Regions from separate parts of the Homo sapiens genome. Here region 2 is linked to region 1. A link is a loop called in an ENCODE intact Hi-C map of the cell type or tissue named here. Cell type or tissue: Panc1. All regions are shown on one strand. Each heading gives the region's core, and the rest is flanking DNA. Links, peaks and the distances in the headings are about the cores only.

What was found. Hi-C counts contacts between places; a loop is a spot of excess contacts. Peaks named below come from ENCODE experiments on the same cell type or tissue, not always from the same donor. Only the 100,000 strongest peaks of a DNase experiment are listed, where the experiment ranks them.
Region 2: it touches region 1 in a loop (4-fold over the local background); 51 of 110 quality-filtered maps call a loop at or near these places.

What each region holds. Positions count from the first base shown.
Region 1 is chr6:130,883,013-130,888,393 of GRCh38, reverse strand. EPB41L2 (erythrocyte membrane protein band 4.1 like 2) reads left to right here. Exons shown (of 20, transcript NM_001431.4): 12 at 3,126-3,298. Among named protein-coding and RNA genes, the nearest start is that of SMLR1, 58 kb to the right of the region's middle. In Panc1, for the core only: CTCF peaks have their summits at 2,634 and 2,867 (motif pointing left); a DNase peak (open chromatin) is centred at 2,833; H3K27ac peaks cover 905 bases.
Region 2 is chr6:131,056,550-131,061,930 of GRCh38, reverse strand. The region is part of intron 1 of EPB41L2 (erythrocyte membrane protein band 4.1 like 2); the gene reads left to right. Among named protein-coding and RNA genes, the nearest start is that of EPB41L2, 4.0 kb to the left of the region's middle. In Panc1, for the core only: CTCF peaks have their summits at 1,986 and 2,187; DNase peaks (open chromatin) are centred at 615 and 2,310; H3K4me3 peaks cover 2,250 bases; H3K27ac peaks cover 4,274 bases.

The sequences.
Region 1 (5,381 bases), core at 63-5,062:
AAAACAACAAACATGGCACAGTAATCCATTATTTTTCTCTTTGTGTTTTGGAGGCCGTAATTCATCAGATGGGTAAGTCATCAAAAGGATTATTGTGTTATTGTGAAAAATAGGAGGCTTTTAACGCCAATACATGACCAGACAGCCAGTGAACTCTTTGATTAGGGCTTATATTCTCCGTTTTTTCCCCCAGAGCAAAGCTAGGCTGTAACCTGGCACTGAGCTTTTATTTTCTTTACCACTCCTTATCAACATACCATTTGTTGTTGTAGTCTTCATGTATTGTATTTTCTTTTTCCTGTTTACTTTTTAAGTAAGGCTAGAATAATTTAGGTATATTAGCCTCACTTTAAAGTTTGGCAAATTAAAATAAATCCTCTTATGATTACATAGCAAGTGAAAAGTGGGATTCAATCTAAAGATCAAATATCAAAATGAAAATCAATCTAGAACAGCTGTTTTAGGACAGGGAGTCCCCTCCGAGATTAGAAAATCAAACCCCAAAGAAGACAAATCAGTCATTTAAGAGAACCAACAACCAAGATGCATTTGGGGGTTGAGGAACCAAGTGATTTCCTGAAGGTGGAAAGTAAAATGAACAGGGACGTTACTTAAATAGGATCATCAGGGAAGGAAGGCCTATTTGAGGAAGAACCAGGTCAGTTGAGACTTGAAGGATGAGAAGGAGGCAGCCAAGGAAAGGACAAGAGATATTTAATAATAAAGCATTCCAGGTAGCAGAGGCGGCAACGATGAAGCTATAAGGTGAGGGAGAGCTGGATACATTCCTGGAACAGAGAGAAGGCAAGTGCAGTCAGAGCTTAGGAAGTGGCGGGAGAGGTAAGCCTGGGTCAGATCATGCAGGGCCTTGGAGGCCATGGTGAAGAATGTGGTTTTTATTTATTCCATATGCTCTAGGAAACCATTGAAGGGTTTATGTGGGTTTATGTGCCCGCAAGAGCACAGCGTTATCTTTTAAAAAAAAAATCATTTGATGCAAGAGAACAATTAGATTGAGCAAGGAAGCAGGCAGGCTGGTTAGGAATGGTCCAGGTGAAAGCGATGGTGGTCTTCCCTTTAGTGGGAGTAGGCCAATTAGCCATTTGGTATCTTGGGCTCTGCCAGGGCCTACAAGCTTCTCAGATGTTTAAGACCTGAATAAATGTATCGGCTTCAAAATACAAGAAACTGCATGCTGAAATTAATAAGTGTTTAAAAGTATGCAAAGTCAGCATTTTGTCAACTTTAATAACTTTTAATTTGATATTCAAATTTTAATATCATTACATTTGAAGCCATTTCTAGGTCAGATTTTTTTCATTTTGCAAAATTTCTGAGTATGTATAATAGGTGTGTAGAAATCATAATTGTAAGCAAAAGAATTAATCATAGCCATATACTTTCCAAGGGAAACTTATTTAGATCTTGTTAGAAGTTTCTTTATTAAAAAAAACTGCTGGAGGCTGGGCACGGTGGCTCACACCTCTAACCACAGCACTTTAGGAGGCCAAGGAGGGCAGATCACAAGGTCAGGAGTTTGAGACCAGCCTGACCAACATGGTGAAACCCCATCTCTACTAAAAATACAAAGAATTAGCCAGGCGTGGTGGCGCGTGCCTGTAATCCCAGCTACTCAGGAGGCTGAGGCAGGAGAATCGCTTGAACCTAGGAAATGGAGGTTGCAGTGAGCCAAGATTGCACCACTGCACTCCAGCCTGGGTGACAGAGCGAGACTGTGTCTCAAAAACAAACAACAACAACAACAACAACAAAAACCGCTGGAAAATAACTATACTTAATGTAAAATGCAAATTTATTCTAATGTTGACTATGATTTGATATGGGCATTCAAAGTGTGAGTATTTAAGGGCTGGGAAAATCTCCACAAGGTGAGGTAGTAGAATTAGAAATGGAAAGAACTGGCCACATTTAGAAATATATACAAGGACCTTGTTGGACTTGCTGGTGTTGAGGGGTGAAGAGTCTTGGAAGATGTTCACGTTCCCAGTTCAAGCAAATGGGAGCAAATATGAGAAGAGCGTTTTGTGAAAAGGGCAAGACTGGAAAAGAATTAAGTTTTGGACAGGGCAGGTGAAGGCTGTGGATTGAGAGGTAGCTTGGGATACATGTATTCAAAGTGCTTGAGGCCTCTCAAGTTCAGTATGGTAGTTCACACACAATCCTGCCCTCCAAGAGCTTGCAGTCTAAAGGTGTTTGTGTTGACCAGGCTTCCCTTAGGACATGGAACCAGAGTAAACTTCATGGTGTCCGTAGAGTACTTTTTATGTAAAGTGAAATGACCTTGTGGTAGTTCTGTTGTTTGGGGAGGAGCTACAGATGGACAGAGGTCCTGCCACCTACTACTCACTTTGCCTTGCTGATGTTTGAGGTAGTCTTGGTTTGATCTGCACTATGACAGAATTTTCAATACAATGTACATTTCTGCCTATCTGTAGGAGAGAAGAAGAGAGCACATGAGGGCCAGGTTTTCTGGGATGAGGGAGGTGTCTATGTATAGATTTACCATAGTTCGTGTTAAGGCATTGAGGAAGGGGATTAAAAAATAAAAAATATTAAACATAAATATAGAAGTTAAAATCCCTAAAATTTACCTTTACTGTCTTTTATTTACTATTTTTTCTTTTGAAGGGTATTCAAATTAAAGGTTCCTTTATGGAGCAATTCTTAAAACTTATTGGAGCAAATCATCTTAATAATTGCATAATCATTTGTTGCAATAGATAGATTCAGAAATAAATCGTAGGAGACCAAAGAGTTAAAATACTGCTTACCTTGTAATTCTGTTTGCCTTAACTCTGGTGTTTCAGCTGGTCTTAGAGCTCCTCCTACTGGCCAGTTCCATGATCTGAGTTTATCCTTCCAATACCTGTGGTTTGAGACCCTGGTGTAGCTCAGTGCATTAAAATTCAGAATACTTTCAGAATTTGGTAAACGTTTAAAAATTAGTTTATTTTATATGGTGGGTATTTTCAGAGCTCAAGCAATGTCTCTGTTCCTGTTCACTATTTATATGCTGCCTGTTTATCTCCTGTAAGGGGGAAATTTTCCATAAAGTTTATGATTCATATGTCCTAAAATAATCCAAAATTGTCACTCTTTACTAGCTCCGATTGGTGTCATGGACCAAAGTCTTATGAAGGATTTTCCTGGCGCTGCTGGGGAGATTTCAGCCTATGGACCTGGACTTGTCAGCATTGCCGTGGTACAAGATGGGGACGGCAGGAGGGAAGTGAGAAGCCCAACTAAAGCCCCACATTTGCAGCTCATTGAAGGAAAGGTATGGTAAATTAGCACAGTATGTGGTTTTAAACATTTACTTAACCTAGAGGGTATCTGTTGTATTTTCTGTTTCAGAAATCAAGTATTTAAAATTAGTTGTTCTATGTTCTCTGCTGGTCATTTATGTTTTCAAATATGCATAGTGGTCTCTAACCTTTGATTGTTGTTCAAAGCAGAATATTTCAATGTAAGTTATTTTAATGCAAGTAAGTAATTTACTGGCCTTTTTGACTGTCCTCATAATCACCTTATCTAATTGAATCCTCAAAGTAGAAAAGCTATGATGATTTGAAATTTATTTTTGGTTTGGTCCAAGTAAAATTTAAAATGTAGCTTCTTGATTATTTTAATTATTGACTTGAATTTTTTTACATCACCAAAGATAATCTTTATGAACAAATGTATTCATTAATGATCTATAATTAATGAAATTCTCAAGAAAAGGTAATTGTTTTGTGAATAGAGAGTGAGAACATGGTGTGTTGCTTTTGGCTTTATCTTGTGCGTACACCATGGTGAAATGGAGAAGTAACCCATATTGTGTTCTCAAATGTGTCACTGTTATCTTTTGTTACCTTGGGCAGTAACATCACTTGAATATTGATTTGAGAAGCCTTTGAATTCTTCAGATCTCTTTTCTGTGTCTGCACAAAGCGACTTTTTTTTGCATGCAACATTGGAAGTAAGCACAGATAAAAACAAATGAATCCATCATATTGATTTCATAGTGTTTTCTATTTTATTTTTTTTATTTTTTCGAGATGAAGTTTCGCTCTTGTTGCCCAGGCTGGAGTGCAATGGCTCGATCTCAGCTCACTGCAGCCTCTGCCTCCCAGGTTCAAGTGATTCTCCTGCCTCAGCCTCCCAAGTAGCTGGGATTACAGGCGCCTGCCACCACGTGCCCGGCTAATTTTGTATTTTTAGAGAGACGGGGTTTCACCGTGTTGGTCAGGCTCATCTTGAACTCCTGACCTCAAGTGATCCACCTGCCTCAGCTTCCCAAAGTGCTGGGATTACAGGTATGAGCCACTGAGCCCGGCCGTATAGTGTTTTCTAAATTTTAACTTTGAAAATTTTTAAAAGACATAAATGTATAAAGACATGCTAGATGAAGTAGCTGCCAGTGCCTCAGGAATTCCTACACTGATAGCCTCTGAGGCCCAGCATGGAGAAGGTCTCAGGGACCACCACATGGGCCCAGTCTTGTGCCACAAGGTCAAGTGCTACCTGTATAGCAAGTGACATCAAATCATCGACATTCCATCGTTAAAGAATTTGTGACTGTCATATGGAAAAATTATTTGGTGGGGAATTCAGATAAAAATAACAGAAATTGTGACCAACAAGGTTTCTTTCAATTGCTGACAAGTTGTCAGGATAGTTCTTTAAAAATTTTGCTAACAAGGCACCCAGGAGAGTGACTGCTTACATCTGAAACAGAAGAGCTCAGCATTTCAGAATATCTCTGTTCCATTTTGCCTAGTTAACTTGACATATCTAGTTATTTTCCTTAAAAAATGAAAAAGTTCTTTTAAATTTCAAAGGAAATCCTCCTTGTCTGCGGTGAACAACTGGGTACACTGGCATTTTTGCTAATGCTTTGAATGTCTGTCAGCAACCAGGTTTAAAAGTAAATAATGCTGTTTGAGTTTCATGGGATCTATTTGCAACTAGTTTGAAAATAATTAAATGAGTCATATGTATAAATTTTATGTGACACAAGTAGTCTAGTCTTTTCTCTTTAAAAATGGGTCATTTAATTCATTTCTAACTACACTGTGTTAATATGGTCCCTCCTTTAAAGTAAACGTTTTCACTAACTACTCATTTTTTCTTTTGTCCTCTTTCTCTCTTGCATCTGTTTTTCCTTTGATTGTATCTGTTGTGTAATTTCATATTCAATCATGGGTTTGCACTTGAGAATAGACTGTTTCCATGTGCCCACCTTCACCTCTCATCCACCGTACTTCATCTTTTTCCCCAAACCTATTGCCTGTCCCTGAAATGGACTTGCTTTCAGACATTTCAGAGGAAGACCCCTTTGGGGAGGCTGACCAGATCACACTAGACAGCTTAGAGCA
Region 2 (5,381 bases), core at 206-5,205, 170 kb before region 1:
TGTGCCAGGCGTCTTGTTCCTCTTGTTACTGTTATTTAAGCTGTTTTAAAAAAACGACTTTCGCGGTTTTCCCCTCAGTTTTTCAGTCTTTATTTCCTCCCCCACCCTACGTTTTTATTGTTTTTTTCAACGGAATACATTATTTATCTGGTCTCTTTATAACGCTGTTGAGAATTAGCATTTCAGTTGGTGTTCTGTCAGATTTCACCTTGGACTTAGCAGTTGAGGGAAACTGAGTCAGTTTCTATGCTGCAGGGGCTAGGATTTAGAATTCTCAAGCTTTGAACAGGTTTCAGTGGGGGAACGAATAGTGCTTAATCCTATTCAGTTTCCCTTTGCAGGCTCATTGCTGTGAGAAATCACTGGGTGGCTGTTGCAGCCACTGATGGGGGCTGCATTGCAATGCAATCTTGAATTGTGATAAGGGCCAACTGGCTCCATCCGTTAGGCTGTGAGTTTGACACAACTTTTGAAGAGCTATGCTGTGTCACCTGTCAGAGCTCGAGTGGTCATTCTTTTAATTCAATTTAAGAACCACCATCAAACTTCAGATATCTATTCTTTGGAGGTTATTGGAGAACTGTACAAGTGGTAATGGCTTGGAACAATGGTGTGGATTTAGCGCTAATTTAATCCTATCCTGTCTTCCTCACTTCTTGGGCAGAATTCCCACTGAAGTCAGTAGTGGTCTTGTGTGCAGACAGACTGCCGAGAACAAGAGGCTGCTCATTTAGAGTAACGGGAAGGGACGGTTTCTTTCCTTTTAAAACATCCCTCTGTAAGAAAGACTTAGTCATAACAGTTCTTTAATCTTTAACCACTAGTCCAAGTAGTTGAGAGCACTTTTTGCAAAAACCTTCGAAAGAAAATTCGTGGATGAATTGAGCCACGTCCCTCGAACTCTTCATATATCTACGTTGCATGGTGATCCTTAAAAAAGATTAAAAGTGATTTTAAAAAATCAGTTAAAGCTATAATTTCAGTAAAATTTTTCCTAACTTTTGTAAAAAATGTAAACTGCCAGGGAGCATTTTGTAGCAACTAAGTGTGTATATTTCAAATCTGAAATTTAAGTCCAAGTAGAAAGAAGCAAATTTAATTTAGGGGATGAATCTGAAGAGAGGCCACCAAAAAAATAACCATCTAAATATAAAAGAAGGAAGTTCAGATATCTCTTGCTGTTTTTCAGGAGATAGCTTTAGGGCAGTTTGCTCACTTTCATACCTGTTCTTAACGATTTACTGACTGCCTGGGTCCATCATTAGATAATGCTAGCACTTGGAGGTTTCCAAATGAGTTTTGTGCTGATCTGAGTTGCTGAGCTAGTTAGATCCTTGGCTTCTTAACGTAACATTCTTGTGGCTTACCCTTTCCAAATTACTAGTTCTAAGGAATTGAGTTTAGAAAACCTAACCAGTGACCAGAATGTAAAAATAGGTATTTAAAAATCAGAACCATGTCCACGTGTACTACCCAACCACTTGCTTTCAACTAAAAATACTTGCAAAGATGACAAAGCAGTCCACAACCAAAATATTTATTGGTACAATTTCTCTGTAATTAGTAATATTGTACAGTTATGTTTAACATCAGGTTCTGCCCTGAATCACCCCTCTCATATTACTGTGGCTGGTGAACTACAAAGGTTGTATCTTTGCCATTTCATTTAGGAATATAGGGTTTATATTTTATATAGCAGAATGCTAAATATTTTTGAAGGTTTTGTTTTGTTTCTGTTTCTACTCTGTCTCTACTAAAAATACAAAAATTAGCCGGGCATGGTGGCGCACGCCTGTAATCCCAGCTGAAGACATGGGCCTTTTTCTTTCTTTTTTGAACTGAAGTAGCCTGTTTAAAAGCTATGTGTGGGCTTTTTATTGAAAAGTGTGAATTGCTACTAGTTTTATAAGGCAAATAAACAGTTTATAGGGATCAATACCACTGAGTCACATTTTGCATTTCTAAAATCTGTGCTGTTTACTTGGAGAAAACAAAAGAAATGTGCCTACCTCCTCCATCCCACCTTTATTTAGAAACATTTCCAGTGGGCTTGTTTTTTTCAGATTCAGAATTACTGTACCTAACCACTGGGTACCCTTACAGATTTCAAAGCCTGAAGTAAATGTTTATGCTGGCTTTCGTAGTCAGCAAATAATAGCCAAACCCTAATTCACTGCTCTTTTATAGAATCTTGGAATCTCAGGGCTGAACCGTTAGGAGTCAGCAGATCCACTCTTAGCCCTAGTCTCTTCCTCTCAACATGCAAACAGTTCTAATGTCTTTGGAATGTCTGAGCAAATAGAAGATTTGTATGCGATTCTGTCACCAATTCTAGACAGAACATCCTTTGGGATGCCATGTTTTGGCATAAACCAGCAACTTGATATTATGAGATTTGTATCATTTCTCTGCGTGGGCAGTGCCCTAGACTAAAATCTAAAATGGAGTCAATGCCTGATGTCATTAACTATAGGGAAATGGCCTCCAAGTTAGCTATTAGAGTTGTTTAGGAATTATAGCTGGGCGCGATGGCTCACGCCTGTAATCCCACCTCTTTGGGAGGCTGAGGCGGGTGGATCATGAGGTCAGGAGATCGAGACCATCCTGGCTAACACGGTGAAACCCCGTCTCTACTAAAAATACAGAAAATTAGCCAGGCGTGGTGGCAGGCATCTGTAGTCCCAGCTACTCGGGAGGCTGAGGCAGGAGAATGGCGTGAACCCGGGAGGCAGAGCTTGCTGTGAGCGGAGATTGCGCCACTGCACGCCAGCCTGGGTGACAGAGCCAGACTCCATCTCAAAAAAAAAAAAAAAAAAGTTATAGGTAAGCCAAGAAGGAAAGAAATAAATAATCTCAGTTATCATCTAGAAATGATTTATAGTTTTTGTTGCTGTTGTTGTTTTTATTTTGTTTTTGAGACACAGTTTCACTCTGTCGTTCAGGCTGGAGTGCAGTGACGTGATCTTGGCTCACTGCAACCTCCGTCTTCCCAGTTCAAGTAATTCTCGTGCTTCAGCCTTCCAAGTAGCTGGAATTACAGGCGTGTGCCACCATGCCCGGCTAATTTTTGTATTTTTAGTAGAGACAGGGTTTCACCATGTTGACCAGGCTGTTCTTGAACTCCTGACCTCAAGTGATCCACCCGACTTGGCCTCCCAAAGTGTTGGGATTACAGGTGTGAGCCACCGCACCCAGCCGGTTTATAGTTATAGCTAATAGATTTTGGTAGCTTTTTCTATAAAGTATGTGTATGTGTGTGTATTTCATATGAGAGAGGGAATATTATAGGTATTTGTGATGTGAAGCACCTACTCATTGTATTTAATAAATATTTGATGAATTAATTCATTGAACCTTTAATATATTAGAGGTGAAGAATCTTTAGTGAAGATTCTTTGATAGAGTTGACATAGAAATGGGTAATGTTTCATGTAGAAATATCATGTCGGTAATGTTTATTTGCTTTTCTAACCACTGATATTGTTTCTCCTGGTTTTGTGGTTGGCTTGGGATCTGTGTTGTAAGTTTCTTAGAGGCATGTTTTTCATGTCTAGGAGAGTAGATAGGCTATATATTTCCATGGTGTTGGGATAGTATTAATTTTAATTAGAATTTCAGAGGCTTTCTGAATTTTCTTATTTTAAAGTGATGTCTCTTACTTCTTGGCATTGGAATAGATTTCATGTGATCTATGAGTGCATTCATACTGCTTCTGGATATTTTTTCTTCAAAGATTGCAATTGAGCTAATTTCATATTCTCAGTTATCTTTAAAATGGAAACATGTTTTCACTTCACAGATACCTCTCTGAATTTTGCATATTTTCACTCTACCTTATTAGAGCCATAAAGTCAAAAAGTACATAGATTGTCTCCCAAATAATCTGGAATAAATTGAAGGATAAGAACAATCTTTCCTGAGATCTGACCTGTATCTTAAATAAGGTTTTGCTTTAGATAGCCAAGTTGAAATTTTGCATAGATAACTAAGTTCGGCATCATGGGGATCATTTTAGTTCTTTCCAGGTTAGGAGGCATGGAAAGGCTCCCAAAGTGGTTTTGTCACTGTTCATCTATCGGACCTTATTGCCTAGGTCAGGTAGGGTAGTTCATGCATTTAAATCAAATCTTTCTGAAGAGACCAGTTTCCTCTTGCTTTGCTCTTAGGGCCTCACCATCAACCTTCATGAAAGAATTTTCAAATACTTAAAAACTTATGTTACCCTTCAGTTGCCTTTTTCCAGGATAATTGTGGTTTTAAAAAGCTTGTCATATAGTTCTGATTACCAACTCTGAAGTCACCTTTTCCAAGCCCTTGTATTTACGTTTCCAGACCTGCTGATGAGCTTCAGGGCTGGGCCATTATAACAACAGTGCTGAATTCACTCATATTTTTCAGAGTTTCCTACATTCTACTGATATATGTACATATCCCAGTAGCTTGAAGACATAAAATTAAAATGTGATTTACACTCTGCCATAATTCTTTGTTTCTTTCTCTTTTTGTCCAGAAGCTACTTGTTTTTCACCCTAGATTCATTTACCTTGAGGGAGATTATTTGGTTCAGACTCCTGACCTGGGGTGGAGAGTGGGGTTCTTGGGCCTCATGGGTGCATAAACTGCCTGAGACTGTAAGTGAGGTATTGTGTTCCCATGTGCATGCACTCCTGTGTGTGTGCAGCATCTCTGTGTGTGTGTGCACAAGTGGATGAGAGAGACAGGTTAAGGGAGAAAGAGAACTTTAGGAGTGGTTTTTGAAAGGGTTTTGGGAAACAGAAAAGATTGAGAACTGATGTTTCAGTTCTTATTTTCGAGATTAGAAGATGGAAGTTTTAAGAGTATTTTGTTTTTCTCTTTTTTTTTAATTTTTTCACCCTATTGCACTTTTCATCATTTATTCTCCCCTATCTCCCATTGTACTTCTTTCCATTCAATTGAATTCATTTAGTTGACCCCCATTTACCTAACTGTCAAGGTTAAACTGAATTCTGATATAATCCTGGCCACTCATATTCTTACCTGTGAACTTAATGAATGTGCATTTATTTCCTTACAAATTTCTTTGATGGAATATTGATTAGAAGGAATCAGTAACATGTCCACTCTATTTGATGCTGGTTAGACTGCCACATATGCCATTGTGACCTTGGGCAAATTATTTCTCAAAGCCTCGTTTGCTGTAGTAAGGGGTTAAAAATCATACCTACCTCAGAGTTACATGAGGATTAAATGAACTAATGCTTATAAAATGCTTCATAGAGTGCCTGGCATCTGTAAAAATTGTTAGGTTAAGAAGAGACCTAGTGGGTTGGTTACTGGTGAATATGTGGTAAGCAGATTTTTTGCAGTGGTCAGGAATAATTATCTGTGTGGAAGTACAG